Linked DNA regions of Homo sapiens: regions 2 and 3 are each linked to region 1. A link is a contact called in ENCODE Hi-C or POLR2A ChIA-PET data. All regions are on one chromosome and are shown on one strand. The core of a region is the stretch at or near the end of the contact, and the rest is flanking DNA. Distances in the headings are between cores, read along the strand shown.

Region 1 (3,773 bases), core at 685-3,184:
ACTGAATGGGAAATGAATGCCTTTGGAATTTCAGTCTTCCTGTTCAAATTTATTTCCCATCATGCCCTTCAGGAGCCCTCACAGAGGTTTCCTTATCCTCTCTTCTGCCTCTTTGGTGAGGCCTTTGCTTCCCTCCCTCCTAGGTCAGGCTCTCCAGCAGTCCCTCCAACCAAGCCCACCTGGCCCTATCTTGCCTATTAAGTTGGTTTTTACACCTGTGGGCCTGGCTACCTAGCCTGAACCCAACCCAATACTTCTGGTTTCACTGAGCGGTGACCAACCTACTTCCATCCCCAGTTTGTTCCAGTTTAGTACCTCCTGGGTCACACTTTAGGCATAATCCCTTCTCTAACAGCAGCCACTGCAAGCTGAATGTTTGGTCTACATGTTTATTACAGGCTATCCATGCATTCAGCAGCTATTTACTGAGGGGCTGCTATGGACTAGGCATATCAAAACAACATGGTGATGAAAAAATAATGTCCTTGTGATCAAGGAGCTCATGATCTAGTATATCTGTGCTTCTCACACTGGAATGTGCACAGAGACCACCTAGGGAAATTGTTAAAATGCAGAATTTGTTTCAGCAATATGATCTCAGGCAGAGGCCAAAGTTCTGCATTTTTAACAATTTCCCAGGTAATGCTGATGCAAATCATGCCTGAAGTACAACGTAGTAAGAAAGCGGTTGGGGAGATAGGGTGTTCACAGGGGTACCTCTAACTTAGTCCCTGATATTACAGCTGAGACCCAAAGGATGAATAGGAGTTGTCTAGAAAGAGATGAGTTTGTTCTGTGTGGAGAAATAAGACGTGGTAGAGGCCAAAGGTAAAACAAAGTAAAAATGTTGAGTTTCCATTCATTGCGGTCCAAAGCCTAAACAGAAGGAAGTTATTTTAGGATAATTTATTGACATGACTTATTGCCAGGGAAGATGGCCACTCAACAAAGGTGATAGCTGCAGGGCATATCTAAAATGGCTGGATGGCAGGTGCCATGGCTCCCAGCTCTGCCAAAGATGCCTGTGCTCTAAGATTAGCACAAATGCTGCATGCTCAAGGGGACCATGTGGGCTGGAACAATGGTAACCCATGTAGATAAGGGACTGGGTGGGTTGCTTTGTATTTTGGCACTGAGTTAAGTCCTGGAAGCTTTACCAAAGTCTGAGGAAGGGTACAAAGCCTGAATAATGTCTAAGCTGGCTTTCCCACCACCTGGTGGAACAGGGACTATACTCAGATATGTTAAACTAAGGAAAATAAACATGACATTCTGATCACCCTCAAATTTTGGTTCTTGACTCATACATACTTTAGAAATTCAAAATGGTTCAATCTATATGTAACCCCCATAAGTCTTTAGGAGACACCCTGATTTTAGGTCAGTGCTACAAATGACATGACATAAAGGGAAAGGCCCAGAGTTAAACTTCTAGAGCTTCTCATAAATCGTAGGAACACCCTATTACACCCACTTCAACTAAGAGGTCTTGGTTGGCTTTACAACTCTCAATAATGCTCTAAGATGAACCACTTGGAAAGCCCAATGAAATATGGCCATCAAAACAAACCAGCCAGCTGCATAGCCCCACATGGAAAAGTGTGATATTTGGAAATATCTCCATCAGGGAGGTAGTATATGCAGAATGAGCAATAATAGTGTCTCACACAGACAACAGCTGAAATCTGATCTCAGAAGTCATAGAAAGGAAAAGAAAGGGGACAAAACCATCCTAAAAATATTCTAATCACACTCAGAGCAATTCAAAATGATAAATAGCTAAGAGAAAAATAGATTCTAAAACAATTAAACAGAGGAAACAAACAGAGAAACTAGAACTAAGACAATGGCTCATTGTCTTACTGTGTCTTAGTTCACTGTGTCAGTTAGTGGCAGGAGGAGGAAGCTGGGCTGGGCACTGGAGACTGAGAATCTGGGAAAAGGAGTACTCAGATGGATGCTGTGGCTGTTGCATAGACGGAGAGCTTGGGCCAGCCCACCAGTGGTGCTGGTGGAAGATTGCCTAGTTTCAAAGTTACCATTCAAGGTCACGAACTTGGAAGTTCCATAATACTGAGTTTCAAGGTTGCCCCTCAAAGGATAAGCACTATCACCAGGTAAAAGCACAGATGGTGTCTCTAATGGTTACTCTGAAACTAGGTATCAGAGAGGAGGAGCAAGGATGTGCTGAGGGTTAGAAGATCTAAGTTAGTGTCTGAGGCAGACAGATCAGTGCCTGCAGCTCAGGAGCGAATGCAACGAAGTTCTATGGAGGCCCTTTGCTCCAACAGAGTTCCCTGATGGTCTGCTGAGGGTGCCACTTGCCTTCTAAGGGCTTCCCAGAGCTGTTGCTTAAACATTTCACCCTGTCTGATCAATCTCTCTGGATTTAAGGTGACATCACTACTCCTTGACCTGGTACTTTCATTCTCCACATCCTCTGCCAGGCACACCTTTTTAGTACAATTAGGGAAGCTTAGAGGAACTGCTGAGGCCACAAGGGATTGGCAACCGAGCCCCAGGCTTTTCTTTCCTGTGCTGCAGGGATGGTGCTCTCCGGCAGCCTCTCATGGTCTTTGATTCATTTCTGACTCCCACAAAGAGGAAAGCAGGCCCCAAAGGCAATCATAAGTGGCAAGTGCTATGGAGCCATGGTTTTCAAATTGTGCTCCTCAAAGCTTTAGGGTTCTGCTTCCTGAGCAAAGGAAGCTACCTCATCTTGGAGGACCAGGCGGGGAGGGTAGGAGTGCGGACTCTGAGCCTTTCACCCACTACTGCAGCCAACGCAGAACCAATTTTACTTATTTCATTTAAGGTTCTAAGTCTTTTTTTTGTTTGAAAAATATAAAAAGGTTTGAAACCACTAAAATAGTGTGTCTGCATCAATAACATCACACCATATTTTTTATAGTTAACTGAAAAGTTAAAGCCAAGGTAAAAGAAGAATTCGTCCAGGCGGAATTCAAAGGAGATGAAAAATTCCTAAAACAGGTCATCGTGAAACACAAAAGCTCATTTGGCCACTCATCTGGATTCTTAGTGAGGATTTTATTGGTGGTTATTTTAAAGTATTTTCTGTGAAAGTAGGCGCAACAACTCCTGGTTCTTACCACCGTGACATTAACCTTCTAAACCCTCCCGTTCAGATCATTAACCCCATGGGATTCTGTTCCACAGTTTGTTAAGCTGCCATCCTGCCTGCTTGGGAAAAAAAAAAAAAAATCCCAGTCAAAGATCAGATTTCACCTGAGACTTTAAAGCCCCAAGAATTTGGCCAATGCTAATTTAGACATTTTTTAAAACAGGTTCCTCCACTTGTAAATGACTGCGATTTTGTGCAGAGTTAGAAAAAATGCCTTCTGTATTGGGAAAAATTCAATTATTTTAAAGATAAATTCTCATTTTAAAAATGATTTTCTACCCTTAAAACAGTATTCTTTATATTCTCAAAGGAGGAGAAGCTAGATCACCCTACAATTTAAAAATAAATAAACCTCATGAATTGTATCCAAAGAAACAAAAGTTAAACAAACATATTCCTCACTTAACTAGAGATGTAACATGTGGTTTTATTTTAGTTGTTAAAGCTAACTCCTGATCTCCTTCCAAACAGGCCTAGTGACTTAATTACCATATTTGAAAGGAGAGCCACGAAAAAAATGGAGACAGGGAAGGAGACAGATGAATCTTCTTGGATATTTCTTCACAAGATTCAGAGGGAGTCCAATCCCACAAAAAGGACAGCCTTAGGCATCTTCTAGAAAGACAAAGCC
Region 2 (3,773 bases), core at 398-2,897, 58 kb before region 1:
TCCTCTAGAACGTCCTCCCTGGCCACCTCACCCTCAGTCTAGGTAGGCATATCATAACACCCGCTGCTTCTTCCATGACAATACTACCACATCAACTTTTAATTGTCCTTTTTTTTTTTTTTTTTTTGTCTCCCAGGAGACTGAAAATTGTGTAATGTCAGGGATCTTTCTTGTTCATAGTCATAGCCCTGGCATCGAATGCATAGCAGAACACGGTGGTTCTCCATATGTAATTATTGAATGCAACGGATTGAATGCTTATGCCCCCCTCAAATGCACGTGTTGAAATCCTAATTCCCAGGCTGATGGTACTAGGAGGTGGGGCCTTTGGGAGGTGATTAGGTCATGAAGGCAGACACCCCATGAATGGGATTAGTGCCTTTAAAAAGGAGGGTCCTGGCTGGGCGCGGTCGCTCAGGCCTGTAATCCCAGCACTTTGGGAGGCTAAGGTGGGCAGATCACCTGAGGTCGGGAATTCAAGACCGGCCTGACCAACATGGAGAAACCCCGTCTGTACTAAAAATACAAAATTAGCCGGGCATGGTGGTGCATGCTTGTAATCCCAGCTACTAGGGAGGCTGAGGCAGGAGAATCACTTGAACTTGGAAGGCAGAGGTTGCGGTGAGCCAATATTGTACCATTGCACTCCAGACTGGGCAACAAGAGTGAAACTCCATCTCAGAAAAAAAAAAAAGAAAAAAAGAGGGTCCTTTTTCTTTCTCCATGTGAAGTTATAGCAAAAACTGCCATCTGTGAAACAGGAAGCAAGGCCTCACCAGACACTGAACCCACCAGACACTGAATCTGTCAGTGCCTTGATCTTGGACTTCCCAGCCTCCTGAACTGTGAGAAATAAACATTTGTTGTTTATAAGCCACTCTGTTTGTGGTATTTTTGTTGTAGCAGCTTGAATGGACTAGGCCAGTGAATAAACAAATAACCATAGAAACCTGAGTTGTGCGGGAGTGGTGAAGAGCTTCCCCTGCTTGGGTTCCCCTTACTTTTCCCAACTCCAAGCACTGGCCCTTGAGTCACAATCTGAAAACCACTGCTTGGTAGAAAGATCTCCATGGAATTGCTATAGGCCCACGTTTAACCAAGTCACGTCTAAGGAGTAACGCTACCGTGAACATTAATACACAGTTATCTCTTCACACCTTGCAGATCTCGGAGAGAAACGCATCTATCAGATTTTTACTGATACCGAGGAAGAAGTATCTCCCTCTTCGAATTGTATTGTACATTTGCATTGATGTGGTTATTTTCATCTAAATAAAGTCAAACAGGTAGTTTTCCAGAGTTATTAAAGTTTGCAATAAGCCAGATTTGGTTGGCAAATCATGCTGAGACACATAATGGGAGGAGGTGGGGGCAAGGGAGAAGATAGCAATGTCATTGATCCTCTTTGTACAGTTGGGGGAACCCAGAAAGAACAATTGGAACCCAACTTGAGCGGGGCTTTGCAGAGCCAAAGGGAACAGTGACCCTTCTGAAATGAACCTGAGATAGGAATAAAACTGTTGGGGGATCTTCTCCAGACAAACAGAATCTGAGGGAAAGACGGTGAGTGGATGCTGAGGACTTTTTCCACCTGACATAGAGGGGTTAAGGCAGCACTGAGCAAGAAATGGTGAGTCATTGCATTTGCATGTAAGATCCCGCGAAGGTAAGTTGAAGGGATAGGGAAGAAACCAGAAATGTGGCTCTAAAATCTTATCTCTGGGTCAAAGTCAAGCTAAATTCATGAACTAATTCAAGTAAATTATTTACTTGAATATGTCTTAAACAAGATATCACATATTCACATGCCTTCAGGGATTACAAAGGAACATGAATGAGTAAAGTAGGCTGGGTGTAATATGATCGGGAGTGGCGTGGACTGTGCCAGCCTGGAGAGTGTATTATGCAGGAAAGGAAAAAAGCCTCTCAGCCTTAGCTGATTGTTGGCCAGCAGGAATATAGATCTAGGACTGCCAGACCTTCTGTTTTTTTTCAAGATAATCCAGAAATCTAGATTCTTACATGAAACCTCCCCGTGGTTAAATTTTAGTTAATTCAAGGACACTAAAAAATTTTCAAACGTTTTATTTATTAACATTATTTAGTCTTATATAGCTCACTCAGCCTGGAAGTTGACTCTATAAGCTGACAGCTTAATTTTAAAAATTCAAATTTAAAAATTAAAAAAGAAGGAAAGAAAAACACTCTCGTAGCACTGAGCACATGAAACACATGGATCTTGGTTTCCAACATCATTTTTTAAATAAAGGAATCAGGGCCCCTTGGAGAAAATGGCTGATTCTAGGACTGAGGCAGGAAATATAAAAGATGGCCTGGGACACCTTAGTGTCAGAAAGAAAGGAAGTGCTAATAAAAACACAATGACAGGGGCGTAGGAGCCAACCTGAAAGAGCTCCGGAATGGCCCAAACTGGAACAATCTGAGCAAAAAAATAGATGGAGTAGTTTTGCATTATAACCTAAAGTAGAAAATAAATATCTGTGAGTTCACACTGATATAAATAAATGGTTGGATAGTAAATAGGGAAAAGAAAAATCTCCTGTGTAGTGAGATTCCAAATATGTAAATACTCCCTGTTCAAGGAGATGAATGAAGCTCTTGAGCGTGGGCTATGCTTGGTGAGTTGCTTCCAAAGAGTACAGTATAGGTGGCTTTATAGTCAAGAAACCTGGCAAACATGACCTTGACCAAGTGATCAAGGTTAACATCAACAGTGATCAATCGTGTTCATAGAATATGGCTTTGATACGATAAGTCGCTTCACTTCTGTGGTCTCCCTCCCCATAACCCATAAGCCCTATCTAACCATAAAAAAAATCAGACAAACCAACACTGAAGAATGTTCTACAAAACATCTGACTGGTAGTCCTCAAAACTGTCAAGTTCATCAAAACAAGGAAAGTCTGAAGAGCCTAAGGAGATGTGCTGACTAAATGTAATGTGGTATCCTGGATGGAATCCAGGAACAGAAAAAGGGCATTAGGGAAAAACTGAATACTGTGTAGAGTTTAATAACAGTAGTGTTCATGTGTTAGTTCCTCAGCTGTGACAAATGTTTTGTGAGATGTTAGCGATACTGGAAACTGGGTGAGGGATATATGGGAACTCTGTACTATCTTTACAACTTTTTAATAAACCAACTATTCTAAAGAAAATGTTTATATTAAGAGTTTATTTATATTTAAAAAACACTCTGTGGGTCAAAAATATTTGATTGGCTCCAGAGGCCATGAGTTTGTACGTTTTGATTTACGCACTAACATTTCTGTCTTTACTGTTATGCTCTGATCAGGACTGGCTACATAATTTGCAGAGCCCCTTGTTTAGAAATTATTAAGCACTTCAAGATGGCAACAGCAGAGTCTTAAACCAAGCATGGGGCCATTCTGAGTGCAGGTTTCATGACTGTGAAGCTGGCCCTGTCTCTGACATGTGATATGATCTGAACAGAGCTGTGGAGTCAGGAGTCATCCTTGCCAGATACAACTCCCACTATACACCCTTTGTTTGTTCATTAACTAATTTAATAGCTAACAATAGCAAATATTTATTTGTTTGCAGATGTGCTAGATACTAGGGATTCAGCAATAAGCGAAAGAGTTAAATTGAATAAGGTCATGTTATACCTAAGTTTCCAGCACTGGAAGTTGACCTAAGGACCTCCCCCAGGTACAGACACCCACAAGGCTCATCCCCTCACCCTCTCTATTTTCCCACTTTCTTCCATCTCAACTGCAATACTACCTACCTAC
Region 3 (3,773 bases), core at 557-3,056, 36 kb before region 1:
AAAAGGTCCCTAGGGGAAGGGGGCAGAGCTTTTTAAGTTATTTTTGTGTCCTGGATAAACTGATTCACCTCTCTTGGGTCAATAATCCCGTCATGTAATGAGTTATGTTATTGTTGGAAGTGTGCTATTCATGTGCAAAATGTGATGCTGAAAACGTTTGGAAACCATAGACATCAATTATTAAACTATTTTAATGAAAGTAAGTGTTTACACTAAATAGCATCTCTGAGTGTGATCCAAAAAATTACAAATCATTCTCAATTGACTTGCAATCAAGAGAAATCTGCGTGGAGCTGGAATTTATAGCACAGCCTACACTTCCATAGCAACCAACTGATGTCACATACGGAACTCAGACTTCCCTGACGGGCCCAGGATTCAGCTTGGAGGTATCATATGTTCAGTTAAGCATAAAAGTGACTTCAAATTTAGAGAATGCTTTTCTTCGAAGAGATTAATTTTACTTAATTTGATTTTGAGAGGAAGTGCTTAAAGCAAATAAGATGATTCTGCTCCAGTATTTTAACCAAAAATAGATGTAGAAATCTCATATAATTCACAAAATTGAGCTTGACATGATGCCATGCCTCTATAAGTCTCTATGGCAAAAATACAGAATTCTCAATGCAGAGGAGAGATAATTTCATATCAGATTCAATGCCTTTCTATAAGAGTTCCTGGAAGTACTATCCCCATATAAGCAGCATCAGAATCCCCTCAGAGGCTTGCAAAAAATCCAAATTTGGGTCTCACCCAGAACTACTGAATCAATCTTTGAGGGCAGGGCTCCAGAATCTAATATTTTAATACATTTTCTAGAGGATTCTTATTTAGAACCATTTTTTGGTGGAATTCAAATAAAGAAACAAGTTTTCTTTATCATATGTGGGAACAGGTAATTCTTGAACATCATTGAAGCTTAATGAGAAATAACTGCATAGCAGGCCCCTAGGTTGTAAGAGTATTCTATAATGCAAAGAGAACGTTTAAAACATCTGCAAATATTTGGAGGAAAGCAAAATGGTATACCGTAGTAGGACTAGACTTCTGGGTTTCAAAATCCAGGAAATTTTAAAAATTGGGCAAGGGGATCAACATAAAGTCGCCTACGTTTATGTTGCCAAAAGGGCACTTAAAAAAGTCTCACTAACTCTCACTCATTTCATAAAAGGGCATTTTTGCACCACAAAAGAAAAAAAACAAGAAAGCTATAATCCCAGAATAAAAGACAATCCTTTACATGAACAACTGTAGGAATAAAGACGAGCCATTTGATGTCCTGTCCTATTCATTTTCATGAATGGAGCTCTGATACTTGGGAAGCTCTCAGGCAGTGGAGAGACCAGTGTTTTGGAAAGATAAAAAAGTCAATTCTAAGCTCTTCCTCTTGCTAGCTGTGTGATTTGGGCATCACTTACATAACCAATTGGTCTTGGTTTCCTTATCTATAAAATAAAGATAATCATCGTCATGACTATTAATGACCTTACATGGATTAATCAACTGACATACAGAAGGGACTCAAAAAATGTCCACATTCCCTGGTTTTGTCTTCTATGGATTTACAATCTACTAAGACCCTTGTTGGACTTGAGACAGACTTGAGACAAAGTGTTGCTTGAGATAAAAAGGAGGAAAAGTGGCTGATTAACTGATTGTCCCTAGCATTTTATTTTTAGCTTTTTTTCTCTTGCTTTAGATTCTGACGGAGTTTCACATTAGACAGATTCTTAATACCTGGCTATTACTGACTATCTGAAATAGCAGTTCTACACCTTGTTTGTCACAAAATGCACAGGGTACAAGTAAATCCTTGCTATAGGTGTTTAAAAGGCTGTCTAGGTCAGTTCTGCTTTTTCTGTTACGCCTATTTATGAAGAAGTTATTTCCCCAAAGTAAATATAGGCCAGGTGATTATTTGTAGAGGGCACAAAAATAACTTAAAAAGCTTGTTTGTATAGGGTGCAGAGAAGTGCATGATTATTTATATAGGGTGCAGAGAAGTGTGTGTGTGTGTGTGTGTGTGTGTAACAGAGAGAGGTAGAGAGAGGAGGAAGTGGAGGATGAGGAGGTAGTTGCTCTGTTGTGGAACTCGAAGGACACCATCGATACTGTATTCTATGTGAATGATGTCCCATTGCTAATTGTGTTCCCAAGGAGTTGTGCAAAATGGTAGACCTGGGTGGAGGAAGGCATATAGATAAATATTATTCTACAAACAGAGTTCACACATGGCTCTGCAAGGAATTTAAGAAAATAACTTCATAGCTAACATTCTTTGAGTGCTTACATGTCAAGCACTGTGCTAAGCAGTGTACAGACTTGGCCACATTTTATTCCTCACAACAAACCTTCGATTATTATCCCCACTTTCCAGATGAAGAAACCAAGTCTTAAGCGAACACTTGCTTAAGATCACCCAGCTGATCAATGGCAGATGCAGGATTTGAATCCAGATCTGTGGAAATCCAGAATCCAAACTCCATGTCATTTTGCTAAACCACTCCTCCAAGTAAAAAAATAAAAATAAAGATAAGATAGAAAAGAGAGATCTTATTGAACACTCATGAGTGTTCAGGGAGGGTTGTTTTCACTTCTTTTCCTCCTCTTAAAAGGTAGATGACCAGCTTTGGCTCATATTCTAACTCTGTGAAGGTAGGAGGCAAAAGTTTTGTGGAATAACTCATTAATCAATCCCTACAGCAATCACATCTCTGTTTTACTGGTGCAGGGGGCTCTCAGTGTTTGTGGTTCTTTCATCATAAGTTGGTCACTGTATTTCCTAAAGGAATGACCTCCCTTCTTCAAGAGGTAATCACACATGCCCTGCTGAACTGGACAGAAAGCGGTAGCCAAATATCCTGTCGTCAAGCCTCCTTCAAGATAACTCTGGTGAGTGGTTATTTTGGAAGTGGCTCTAATCTGTCATGTTACACGGCTTTGCTAAGACTCACTTTATTAGCTACCACCAAGAGCTAATAAAACATGTCAGGAAGTCTCTGTAAGCTGTAAAAACATTTTCAAAGGTCACTGCCAACACTCTGGACTTCAATGACTATTTGAAGGAAAAGAAAACAAAAGCAGAGGCCTAGAGTTCCAAAACACAGAACTACCAAAAGAAGCAATCCCAAATGAGCTATAAAGACTGACAAACCCACATGATACCAGCCATTGGATAAACTGTGTCCAGAAGGAGGCTTGAAGAAAAGGTACAAAAGCCACAAAATGCCAGTGAGTAGGCAGCAAATTTAGATTTAGTGTATAGGAACCTGACGGTCACACCTACTTATGCTTCCAGCACCTACAATAGAGTCCTTTATAAACAAAGGAGTAGGTGGCAGAGAAGTAATTAACTTTAGATTAACCACAGCATAGCAGGCATTCTTCTTAACTGACTTTTTTTTTTCTATTGTAAAAGTAAACATACTTTTTAATAAAAATTAGTAAAACATAGAAAAGGAGAAAATCATGTTATCTTAAAAGCTGGGAATATAGTTTGATGCCCACTGTATATTTCATGTATTGAGAGTCATGCTTTGACAGTGAGATGTCTCAAGACAAGTGGCTGTGAGCCAGCAGCTCTATTAGATTGAAAATATTGTATTAATCATTGAGATTTCCATTCACTGCTGATGAGAGGTCCAGGCACAGAAGAGACAATAACATTCTTATCTTGGCTTAGGATAAAAAATTTAGACATGAAATCTGTACTTTGTTTGGGGGGTGGAGAAAAGGTCATCTGTGGAGTCATTAAGTCGGGATGTCTTGTTGTA

What was found. Hi-C counts contacts between places; a loop is a spot of excess contacts on that map. ChIA-PET counts read pairs that join two places held with the same protein, here RNA polymerase II (POLR2A). Pooled maps may share reads with other maps.
Region 2: a loop to region 1 is called in a map of Caco-2, with 4 times the contacts of the local background. The contact joins two enhancer-like sites. A Hi-C loop is called at or near these places in 19 of 168 maps with a recorded cell type or tissue (B cell, CD14-positive monocyte, CD4-positive, alpha-beta T cell and 14 more), 28 of 37 single-sample maps with no recorded cell type and 19 of 50 pooled maps. POLR2A ChIA-PET finds 5 or more read pairs at or near these places in 6 of 52 experiments (A673, HEK293, MCF 10A and 3 more).
Region 3: a loop to region 1 is called in a map of heart right ventricle, with 3 times the contacts of the local background. The contact joins two enhancer-like sites. A Hi-C loop is called at or near these places in 10 of 168 maps with a recorded cell type or tissue (CD14-positive monocyte, CD4-positive, alpha-beta T cell, Caco-2 and 7 more), 3 of 37 single-sample maps with no recorded cell type and 3 of 50 pooled maps. POLR2A ChIA-PET finds 5 or more read pairs at or near these places in 2 of 52 experiments (MCF 10A and naive thymus-derived CD4-positive, alpha-beta T cell).

What each region holds. Positions count from the first base shown.
Region 1 is chr9:27,427,722-27,431,494 of GRCh38, forward strand. All of the region lies in intron 2 of MOB3B (MOB kinase activator 3B), which reads right to left. Among named protein-coding and RNA genes, the nearest start is that of IFNK, 95 kb to the right of the region's middle. Within about 2 kb of position 1,935, at least 4 of the 41 ENCODE cell types and tissues checked have a DNase peak (open chromatin) inside an H3K27ac peak, as active enhancers do.
Region 2 is chr9:27,369,829-27,373,601 of GRCh38, forward strand. All of the region lies in intron 2 of MOB3B (MOB kinase activator 3B), which reads right to left. Among named protein-coding and RNA genes, the nearest start is that of EQTN, 75 kb to the left of the region's middle. RefSeq lists enhancers at 1-6, 7-761. Within about 2 kb of position 1,648, at least 7 of the 41 ENCODE cell types and tissues checked have a DNase peak (open chromatin) inside an H3K27ac peak, as active enhancers do.
Region 3 is chr9:27,391,370-27,395,142 of GRCh38, forward strand. All of the region lies in intron 2 of MOB3B (MOB kinase activator 3B), which reads right to left. Among named protein-coding and RNA genes, the nearest start is that of EQTN, 96 kb to the left of the region's middle. Within about 2 kb of position 1,807, at least 3 of the 41 ENCODE cell types and tissues checked have a DNase peak (open chromatin) inside an H3K27ac peak, as active enhancers do.